Linked DNA regions of Homo sapiens: region 1 is linked to region 2. Evidence: chromatin contacts called from ENCODE Hi-C or POLR2A ChIA-PET data. All regions are on one chromosome and are shown on one strand. The core of a region is the stretch at or near the end of the contact, and the rest is flanking DNA. Distances in the headings are between cores, read along the strand shown. Region 1 overlaps TGFBR3 (transforming growth factor beta receptor 3). Region 2 has its middle 120 kb from the start of CDC7.

Region 1 (5,144 bases), core at 672-3,171, 130 kb before region 2:
AGTCTCACTCCCTTACTCAGGCTGGAGTGCAGTGGTGCAAACATGCCTCACTGTAGCCTCAACCTTCTGGGCTCAAGCGATCCTCCTGCCTCAGCCTCCCGAGTAGCTGGGACTACAGGTGCATGCCAACATGACCAGCTGATTTTTTTTGGTATTTTTTGTAGAGATAGGGTTTTGCCATATTGTCCAGGCTAATCTCAAACTCCTGGTCTCAAGTGATGCACCCACTTTGGCCTCCCAAAGTGCTGGGTTTATAGGCGCGAGCCACAGTGCTGGGCAGGGACTAGGTTTTTAAATGTATCTTTTTACTTTATTCCATGTACCTGATTTTTTTTTCTTTTTTTCTTTTTTTTTTTGAGAGAGGGTCTGGCTCTGTAGCCCAAGCTAGAGTTCAGTGGCATGATCTCGGCTCACTGTAACCTCTGCTGCCTGGGCTCAAACCATCCTCTCACCTCAGCCTCCCGAGTAGCTGGGATTACAGGCATGTACCCCCACACCCAGCTAATTTTTGACTTTTTTTTTTGTAAAGATGGGGTTTCACTTTGTTGCCCAGGCTGGTCTTAAACTCTTGGGCTGAAGCCGTCCACCTGCCTTGGCCTCCCAAAGTACTGGGATTACAGGTGTGAGCCACTATGCCCGGCCTCTAATTTTTTTTTTTTAATCTTGCTTTATTTGTATTCCAAACTTGAGCATTCTCTCCTGCAAGGTCTGTAGACTTGGAGCCCTAGGACAAGCAGACGTTTTCAAGATGAGACCCTAGTGCCTGGCTTTTAATAACCTAAAATACCTAGTCCAGAGGCCTTGGCCAGCTTACTTATGTCAGGCTTAGTCACTTTGCATGCTCATAAGGAAAAAAGGGTATCTAAGATTAGAAGTTTCAAGAAATAAGCAGCTTCTTCCAACCTCATTCACTCTCGATATTACTGTGCTGTGATCTATTTTTTTCTAGCCATTTATCATTAAAATCAGAGAGCAAATGTATGTGAATGTGTGTATGTTTGAGTGGGGGATGGGGCATAGAAGGGGATTTTGGTCTTTGAGGTACAATTGCTGGAGCTGGCATATAAAAATAGAGGATGCCCAATTAAAGTTGAATTTCAGATAAATAACAAATCATTTTGTTAGTGTGCCCATGTAGTATATGGGACATAACATATACTGAAAAAGTATTCATTGTTTACCTGAAATTCAACTTTAACTGGGTGTCCTGTACTTTATTGGGCAGCTCTACTCGGAGGTAATTCAGGTTTTTGTTTCCAGTTAACACCCTGGCCTGGGTGTTAGGAGGCCTGAGTACTAGTCTTGGCTCTGCCACTAACTAGTTATATACATCATCGGGAAAAAAAATCACTTAACTACTCAGACCTCGTTTCCTCATTTCTAAAATGAGGGGATCGTACTAGCTCATCTCTAAAGTTCCTCCCAGCTTTTAAACTCTGTGATTCTTTGATAGTACGACTGCTAGATGTTATATCCCAATTTAATTTGGAACAGAAACTGGCAAATTGAGCATTGCCTCTTCAGCAAATCCAAGTAAATATCAAGGCAGGGCAGTTGCAATAAATGACAGAAACTAAACTCTATGCTATTAGCTTTGGATTAAAAACAAATCAAAACTTAATCCTAATGAAAAATGTAAATTAATAAATTTAAAACCAGTTTTGTATTTTCAAGAAGCGGGGAGGGATGGGTGAAGAAGCTGGAGCTGCCAACATCTAGTTTATTCCTTTTACTTAAACTAGAGGCATTAAAAAAAAAAAGGTCCAAATATTTTGGGCCTCTGCCACCAAACCACAGGCAGTTCTCTGGTCTGCACTGGAGTTTGGATGACTGACAAGACTCAGTGAAAAACAAGTGCTATTTGTTTTCCTGTGCCTAGTATTTAACTGGAAATCAGAAGGCTAAATTTCCAATCAGTTGCTAAATAGCCCCAGATGTGTGCTCAGTGCAGCACTAGGAAGGGACACGCACAGCCCATACCACCGTGCATGTCCAGCTGTTACCTTTTCATGAAGCCAAGTGATGTGTAACTGAGGGTTGTAGTGTCTGTCCAAAAACGCCCTAAGAATAACTCAGACATTCAAGTTTGCTTGTGGAGAAGGGAACTTTTTTTAAAAAAAATTCTGTATTCTATTGTGTTACATTTAAAAATCTGGAAATAATTTTTTTCTTTGCTAATTTCCTTCTTTCCCTTCTTTGGCAGTTCCCCCACCCCCATGTTTAGAAAAAAACACAGAATTAGCATACCGGGTATGATGGTTTATGTATGTGCTTGTTCATTCATCCAACACACAGTTTTTAGTGCCTGACTGTGAACTGTGCTAGCTGTGGAGGATCTAGGGAAAACTGGGGTGAATTGCCTGTCGTCAGGGAGCTTCCCATTGTGTGGGAGAGCTGATTGAAAAATTGGGAATTGCAGTTTAGTGTGCTAAGTACTATTACGCTAAATAATAGTGAAAATTGGAGAAGATGAGAATAGTAGAAATTGGAGAAAATGAGAATTCTCTTCTTCCAAATGCAATCAAGGCAGCTTCCTGCATGAGGTTGGCTCTGGAGAACAGCATGTGGCAAATGGGTCAAGGTTGCAGACACAAACACAGCTCTTGGCTCGGCCAGAAGCATTACCCCTGTATTCCAGGGACCCGGATATACCAGTTTGTGTTTTGCAGTGAGGTCTTTCCCCAGATAAATTCTCTCTTGAAGGGAGATTAAATAACTAAATGTTTCAAGATTGCTGGTGGTTCTTCTTCTTTTTTTAAATGTCTCTTGTGGAATGACTCATTGTGTCCTGTGGGATATTCCAAGTGGTTGTGTACCATGCATTTTTATTCCGGAGTCTGCTCATCTGTTGGTTTTGTGGCTTGTCCTTAAGGGCCTTAATTATATGGGTCTTGATCCTCTCATGAACTAGGGTCAGTCAACTACCCTAGTTCAAACAAGTCATTCCTGTTTCCTAGGAATAGGAGTTTTTGGCCCTATTGTGGCCATTGAGCTCTTCCTAAATGTCACTATGGCAATTAGAACATTGGAAAGAGCCCAGTTTCAACTGGTAAACCTGGTCCAGAAGGGGTTTTTGAAAGACTCCCTGGGATTTATTCTAACTTGCTAGGTTAAGGCTGGTGAATGTTGTGAGTGAGTGAATGGCCCGTGGCCCCTGGGAGATTTGCCTGGGTGTATTTTTCCTGAGGAAGACCTACTGTCCAGGAGGGTTCACGCAAGTGTAGACTTTTCCTGGCTCTGGCTGGACTTGCGTCATGTCTGTGTGCAGGCATGGGTTGCAGCCCTGTGAAGGCTTTGCTTTCATTCAACAAATTGAGGTCAAATAAACTCACTTTCACTGAGGAGGCAAGGTTGGTGTTTCTTCGTGTGGAGTCCCATAACGTCTTTTAAGGCTTTATTGTCTAAGGCTAATCTGGTAATCAGATGCATCTGCCCTTCCCAAGTGTTGGGCAATTGTATCAAATGTCACATCTCTGGTGCCCTTTGTTGACGTGGTGGCCAGCCTCCAGAGAGCTGTTCGGTAGAAAAAGTGACTGTTTTGTTAAGGAAGGTTGCAGAATATTTTATTTCCATGTAATAGGAGGGGAAAGAAACCCCAACTGTCTACCAGGAGACTCTGGGAGGCTGACTTGAAGGCTGTGGCTGTGCCTTGTTCCGCTCATAAATTATAGACAGTGATGCCTTTGGTAAGGGTTCTCCACAGGTGACCTACACTCTCCATCTCAGAAAGCAACTCCAGGATGGTCCAACTCCTTCCTGGACACAGGTTGTTGGGTTTATTTGAGGCAAATTGGTTCTTGCACCTCGAGTCCACATTATCTAACTCTAGCTTGGAAGCTACTTCTGATTTCGCAGGGGAGGAAGGAGTCCCTTTAGCCTTCTAATTTCTGTGTCTAGGATAGAATTTGCTTTTCTCAAGATCTGCTTTTGCCTTTTGTTCCTAACACTGTATCCTTAGATGACCCAGGGTCTTTGTTGCAACTGTGGGTCCTTAATGCCACTGTGCTAGGGAGTCACCATTGGTTTGCCTCTGCCTTGTCCCACTGAGGTGGTGAATGACACAGTGTATACCTGGAAGTCAGGGGGTCTTCCGTCTGCCACCTCTAGCAAAAGTCTCACAGTCCATTTGATCTCTGGCCTTTCCATCTTTATCACAGAGAGCCTGTTCTTGAGATTCTATTGGTTCTGGGTGATACAGATGGCAGAGTGATGTTCAGAGCTGCTGTTTGGAGCCAAGCCTGCCCCAATCCATTAAAACAGGGTTTTTATATCCTTTTCTTGCAGTTTGTATAAGAAGGCTATGGTCCTGCCATAGTGAGGAATGACTCGTGGCCTGTCAACCTCAGCATCTGTCAGACAAATCTCATGGCCCAATGTGAGGATACATACACACATATGTGTATGTTTAACAAGCACTTCTAGTGTGTGCCGTGTGTGAGGTACTCTTCTGAGTACTTACATGTATGAGCTTAGTCTTCATAATAAGCCTGTGAAGTAGGTGCTTTTGTTGTCTTTGTTTTAAGATGAGGAAACTGAGACAAAGAGGTTAACATGTACCTGGTCCCATAGCTAGTAAACGGGGGCTCTAACCCAGGGACAGTGCTTAGTAAGTACTCAGTAAATGTTAGCAATAATAATAATAATAATAATAATAATAATACTTTCCAGAATGGTAAATGGGGACCTCATTGGGAACAGTCACACTGCTGACTCGAGGGCATGACTATGATTTTATCTCTAACTCTGGCCTCCAGTCTGGAGCCACTCATGACTGTTCCAAGAACAGGGCTTCAGAATTGAACCTATAGAGCCAAATCAGGGCATCGCATCAGGTGAGCAAACTTCTTGTTTCAGCAAAGTGTTTTATGCATGACTTATTTCAGTACTGGGATCTAGATCATATCAGTATTTCACTTGAATAAAGATTTTAAAACTGTTTCTTGACCCCTTTCCCAAGAGCTTTCCCTCTGGGGTCCCAGTTGGAGCGTTTCTGGATCAGCTCCACCAGGATGCCCTAATATCTACATCTATCCTGAACCCTGTGGGGACCGTTTGTTAATTGATGCTAAATATGTGCAGTTCAACCTTCTTTGCTTTGACCTAGGAGACCACCTTGATCATCTTCAGAGACTTCAATGTAGACT
Region 2 (5,243 bases), core at 2,338-4,837:
TTTCTTATAATTGCACAAATTAACATTTTTTTAATATAAGAAAATTAGGTCCTAAATGCAACATGCCATGCTAAGCCCTATCATAATACTAAAAATCAAAGGTCATTCTTCCCACTGAGTTTAAGGGAAAAAAAAGTAAAAAACAAAACAAAACAATACAAAACCAAATGTGAGTCCCACGAAAGCAGGGACTTTGGTTATCTTATTTTGTAGTTGTGTCCCAAGCATAGTGCTGTAAACCATGAGGACCCCCAATGGTGAATAAGTGAATGATTAATAGTAGCTGCCTGTCACTAGGTTTCACTGTAAATAATAATAATGAAAACCCCCTTTTTGTTGAAGAGATATCACAGCTCAAAGGCAAAAAACCCTCTCCCTGCAACTTTCAAAGTGCAGCTATAAAATTCCCCTGAAGAAGCGGTCCCCTGAGTGATAAAGCGTCCCAACTCGAAGTTTCAAAACTCAGCCTGTCGGGCATATCAGAATCTTGAAACAATCACGTTTAAAAACACTGTTGTTGTAAGGATTTTATTTGATTTAAATGTTGTTTCTCTTGGAAAAGTCTTGTTTTTCTAAGCAAGTTAGATGGTTGAACTGGGCATACTGGGAAAAGAGAAAAAGATGTTTTAAAAAAGGAGAATATGGTTACTTTTTTGTAGGAGTCTCTATGGAGTTTCTGATACCTTACATTTAACTTCACCAATAAATGCTTTTTTATCCAAGAATAGATTGAAATGCAATTTTATGTCAAGAATTTTCCTAAGACTAGCTAATCATAACCTTTCTTATGGGGTTATGAGGAGTTAATGCTCTAACGTATGTAAAGTACCTGAATACACAAGACAGTCATTCACTGCAGCAAGTTTATTACTTTTGTAGACAACTTCTGTCCTTATTTAACATTTTGATATTTTCTTCACTGTGGATTTTCTAAAAGTAATTTTGATTCATTAAAGGATTGCATTAAAATGTTATTTATCTTGATTACTGAACGTTTTGGCTCCCCCTAAATTTTGTGCCTGAAGCAAGTCCCCCCTTTGCCTCACCTTAGCCCCAGCCCTGGTGGATAACTCAGTGATCTGGGGATGATTTAACAAGGTTGTGCAGTGTGTACCAGGCCTATTCCTCCTTATACTGAAAACTGTTGGCTTTGTGGAGAAGCAGTGTCATCACAGTTATTTGGTGATAATGAACACAGTTCCGCCTAGCCACTCTTGATTGAACTGGGTTGATCACCTGATCCAAAGACATCCAGTCCATGGACTGCCCAGTGATCATTTGTATGCCTGGGCTTACAATGGTGAGGCAGGCTAATCAGATTCCTTTCTGATTGAAAGGGTCTAATGACTTTAAATACGGAAATTGAATAGAAGTATTTACAAGTGAAATGAAACGATTTCTGGGATTTGCTTTAAAATAAAAAAAAAAAAAGAGAGAGGTAAACAGAAGTTTATTTTTATTTAAAAAAACCTTTTATTTTAGATTCAGGGGTACATGTGCAGGTTTGTTATATGGGTAAACTTGTGTCATGGGCATTTGTTTGTTGCACAGATTATTTAGTCACCCAGGTACTAAACCTAGTACTCAATAGTTATTTTTTCCTGCTCCTCTCCCTCCTCCCACCCTTCATTCTTAGGTAGGCCCCAGTGTGTGTTGTTCGAGTTGTCCATGTGTTCTCATCATTTAGCTCCCACTTATAAGTGAAAACACACAGTACTTGGTTTTCTTTTCCTGCATTAGTTTGCTAAGGATAATGGCCTCCAGCTCTGTCCGTGTTCCTGCAAACGATATGATCTTTTTCTTTTTTATGGCTGCATGATATTCCATGATGTATATATACCACATTTTCTTTATCCAGCCCACATTGGTGGGCATTTAGGTTGATTCCACATCTTGGCCATTGTGAATAGTGCTGCAACGAACATGCACACATGCATGTGTCTTTATGATAGAATGACTTATATTCCTTTGGGTATATATCCAGTAATGGGATTGCTGGGTTGAATGGCAGTTCTGTTTTTAGCTGTATGAGGAATACCACACTGCTTTCCACAATAGTTGGACTAATTTACACGCCTAACAGTGTATATAAGTCTTCCCTTTTCTCCACAACCTTGCCAGCATCTGTTATTTTTTGACTTTTTACTAATAGCCATTCTGATTGGTGTGAGATGGTATCTCATTGCGGTTTTGATTTGCATTTCTCTAATGGTCAGTGATATTGAGCTTTTCTTCATATGCTTTTTGGCCTTATGTATGTCTTCTTCTGTTCATGTCCTTTGCCAACTTTTTAGTGTTTTTTTTTTCTTGTAAATTTGCACAGGCTTTTTATAGATGCTGGATATTAGACCTTTGTCAGATGCATAGTTTGACAGAAGTTTAGAAGAAAAGTATTAGTAATTGGAAGTTGGGTGATGGGTATGTGGGGCTTTAGTATTCTACTGTAGTGTGTATGTGTTGTGTGTTAAATTCTATAATTGAAACATTTATTTTTAAATTGCAGCTTTTCTAAAACTAGACCAATGAACACTGAAGGCAAAAGCCAAATCTCTATATCAAGAGTTGCCATTAGGCTGGGGCCTGAGTGGCCCTCACAAGCCACAGGCATTCCAAAGTTAGAGGAATTTGAAAGAATGGGTAAGCAGAGAAAGCTGGTCAGTTAGGGAGGAGAATGGAGCGGTCATTGCCAGAGATAGGTAGATGCCTAGAGAGAGTGGTCTCTGCTAGTTGCAGATTTCCCCTGGTGCCCAGCCATACTATGGTACCTGTCCTTGAATTCTTATGCCATTTCTGATCCCCCTTTGCCTCATGTTTATCTTTAAAAATTGATTCCCTTTTTCTTTAGTTAATTTGAGTCAAGCCTCTGTTCCTCTACATCAAAATAGCCATCTTCAAAACAAAGGATTATTTGTATCTGTTACAGTTGGGATCTGCCCAGGTAGAGGGGTCCTACCAATCTTGGAATCAAATGATGATCAGTGTCTTGTGGAGGATAAGGAGAGAGAGACTTGTAAGGAGCCAGAATGTCAAGTGATCAAAGTCAATTCAATCTGCCCTCCAGGTACAAATGTACCAGGAGAGAGTTAAGAGCACTTTTCCTGAGAGATCTTGACAGTGAACAGGCAGAACTAATAGGCAGTTTGCCATGGTAGTTTCCTGGGACCACATTGATCTAAGAAGTACACATGGTCACTGAACTGTCAAGTTGAACTACACGCCCTGTGTGCTAGGCCAATCTTCTCGCCTGAGGGGTCTTACATTTTGAATGCTATGAATGCAAGGTAATCTCCCATTTGGATAAGGATGAAAGGCTTAGAGGATGTCCCCTTTGCCCTTCAATTGACCACAAAGAATAAAGGGTTTCTAGGCAGGATGAAAGAAGTAATCCAGGAAAGAAGCCAGGAAAATGATTCCAAAGGGGAGTATCAAGAAACTAGTTATTGGAGGGAATTAGCTCAGAGGCGAAATAGGCAGAACTTGGTGCCCATTGTAGGACAGTCTCTGTAGAAGAAGTCTGGATCATGTGAACGCATCAAGGGTGCCAGAGGGAGGGGTGCCAACTCTGCAGCCTTGGCGTGGGAGATCTTGCTAGAAATAGAAGTTGTAAATCTAATTCAGGGAAATCTGAATTGGGAAAGAAAATATACTTGCCCTGAAGAGCTGAGAGGAGGGGGAATGGTCCACTTTGCTCTTTTAGGAAAATGAGGTGGTGCCATGTACTTCCTGGGTCAAGGAAGGTCATGCACTCATAAAACAAAGAAAAGACAGACAAAAGTGAATACAGTGTTTGTAAGTTTAAAGAAGAAAATAATAATCACCATGCCCCAACGTGCAAAATCACCAGAAACAATTTAGTGAATTTTTTTTTTAGTTTTTTTCCTATGCGTTTACATAGTTGAGATAATATATGCTGATTTTTAAGTGCCATTTATATTCATAGGTCAAATAATTTAGGAAGAGGCACTTAATGATATGTATTGTCAGTCCCTAAGTGATTTATTATCTTTCATCATTAAAAAAAATTTCAGTGAGTTAGGTCATTTAACATGAGACTTAAAGATGCACAAAAGCCATTTCTCAAGTTCTTTAGCAATGAAAAAGTTCATTTATGTTATTCTACGCAATACTCCTTTTGTGGAGAGGGAGAGAAAAGAACAGTTGTTCAGTAATTTTCTTGGCACAGGATCTTCACTATGTAATAAGCTTAGCCATTGTTAGAAAAATCTGGACAAGAACAGCACCAGTTATTGTTATAAGTGACCATCAAATCAGGCAAGAGATTCCATATGAACTGTGGGTTAAAGGATATGGCTCAAGAAATGTTTCTTGGCACTGAAAGAGAGGTGGAAACAGTAGACTCTACTGCTTAGACTCTAGCGAGTGGAGGAATAGCTAAGTTAACACTGCAGCACTGTGTCACTTAGGATGCTTTTGGCTGTAAATGACAGAAAATTTGGACTCATTTGTATTAAATAATAAATACATCTAGTGTCACACTGCAGATCCAGGTTTGGTTAATTTAGCTAATCAACAATTTCAGCAATGACCCAGGTTCTTTTCATCTTCTGGCTTTGCCATCCTAGATATATTGGGGGGGTCCTCAAGCCAGCTCCCTTCATGGCTGTGAGATGATTGCAGCAGTTCCTGGACATGGCAGTGCAAGAGAAGATGAGCCTGTCTCCTGCTAGGTGTCTCTAGTTAAGAGTGAGAAAAATTTTCCCCCAAGTCTCCCCTACAGGCTTTCCTCATGTCTTATTGGCTGGGGTTATGTCACATGTGCATACCTAAACCAATCACAGACCGGGAGGTAGACCGGTCACAGTCCACTTGGTGTCTGGGTATGAGGCTACCTTCCTTTGATGCCCATGGTTATGTAAGGCGATGGAGATGAACAAAGTTGGGGTTGTGGTGGAAAGGAGGAAGGAGGGAAACATGTTAGCAAGCAACAATGTTTCTCACAAGGGGTAAGCTTAGTCTCTGAGTATACAATATCCCAGATATCACAGTCTACTGAATTCCAGAACATGGTTCCAAACTGAAGGAATTCCTGCTCTTCTGCATGAAGGTGTATGTTGTGTGTGCACCTGTGTGTGTGTTGTTGATTTTGATTCTTTTATCAGTTGGTTATTGTATGTCTTCAAATAATGTTTTCGAGAAGAGACCATAGACCAATCTATTTTCTGAGTCCTTGCCTATCTGAGCATGTCTTTCTGTTGCCTTCATTAATCAGTGACAACGTGGTT

Evidence for each region. A loop is a pair of places that touch in the nucleus more often than their neighbours do. ChIA-PET counts read pairs that join two places held with the same protein, here RNA polymerase II (POLR2A). Pooled maps may share reads with other maps.
Region 1: a map of thyroid gland shows a loop between it and region 2 (2.1-fold over the local background). The contact joins two enhancer-like sites. A Hi-C loop is called at or near these places in 1 of 168 maps with a recorded cell type or tissue (thyroid gland) and 3 of 50 pooled maps. POLR2A ChIA-PET finds 5 or more read pairs at or near these places in 4 of 52 experiments (Caco-2, PC-9, T-cell and 1 more).

The regions. Positions count from the first base shown.
Region 1 is chr1:91,748,239-91,753,382 of GRCh38, reverse strand. All of the region lies in intron 4 of TGFBR3 (transforming growth factor beta receptor 3), which reads left to right. Among named protein-coding and RNA genes, the nearest start is that of TGFBR3, 140 kb to the left of the region's middle. RefSeq lists an enhancer at 1-447. Within about 2 kb of position 1,921, at least 14 of the 41 ENCODE cell types and tissues checked have a DNase peak (open chromatin) inside an H3K27ac peak, as active enhancers do; they include thyroid gland, where a contact is called at or near this core.
Region 2 is chr1:91,621,100-91,626,342 of GRCh38, reverse strand. No RefSeq gene overlaps it. Among named protein-coding and RNA genes, the nearest start is that of CDC7, 120 kb to the right of the region's middle. Within about 2 kb of position 3,587, at least 5 of the 41 ENCODE cell types and tissues checked have a DNase peak (open chromatin) inside an H3K27ac peak, as active enhancers do; they include thyroid gland, where a contact is called at or near this core.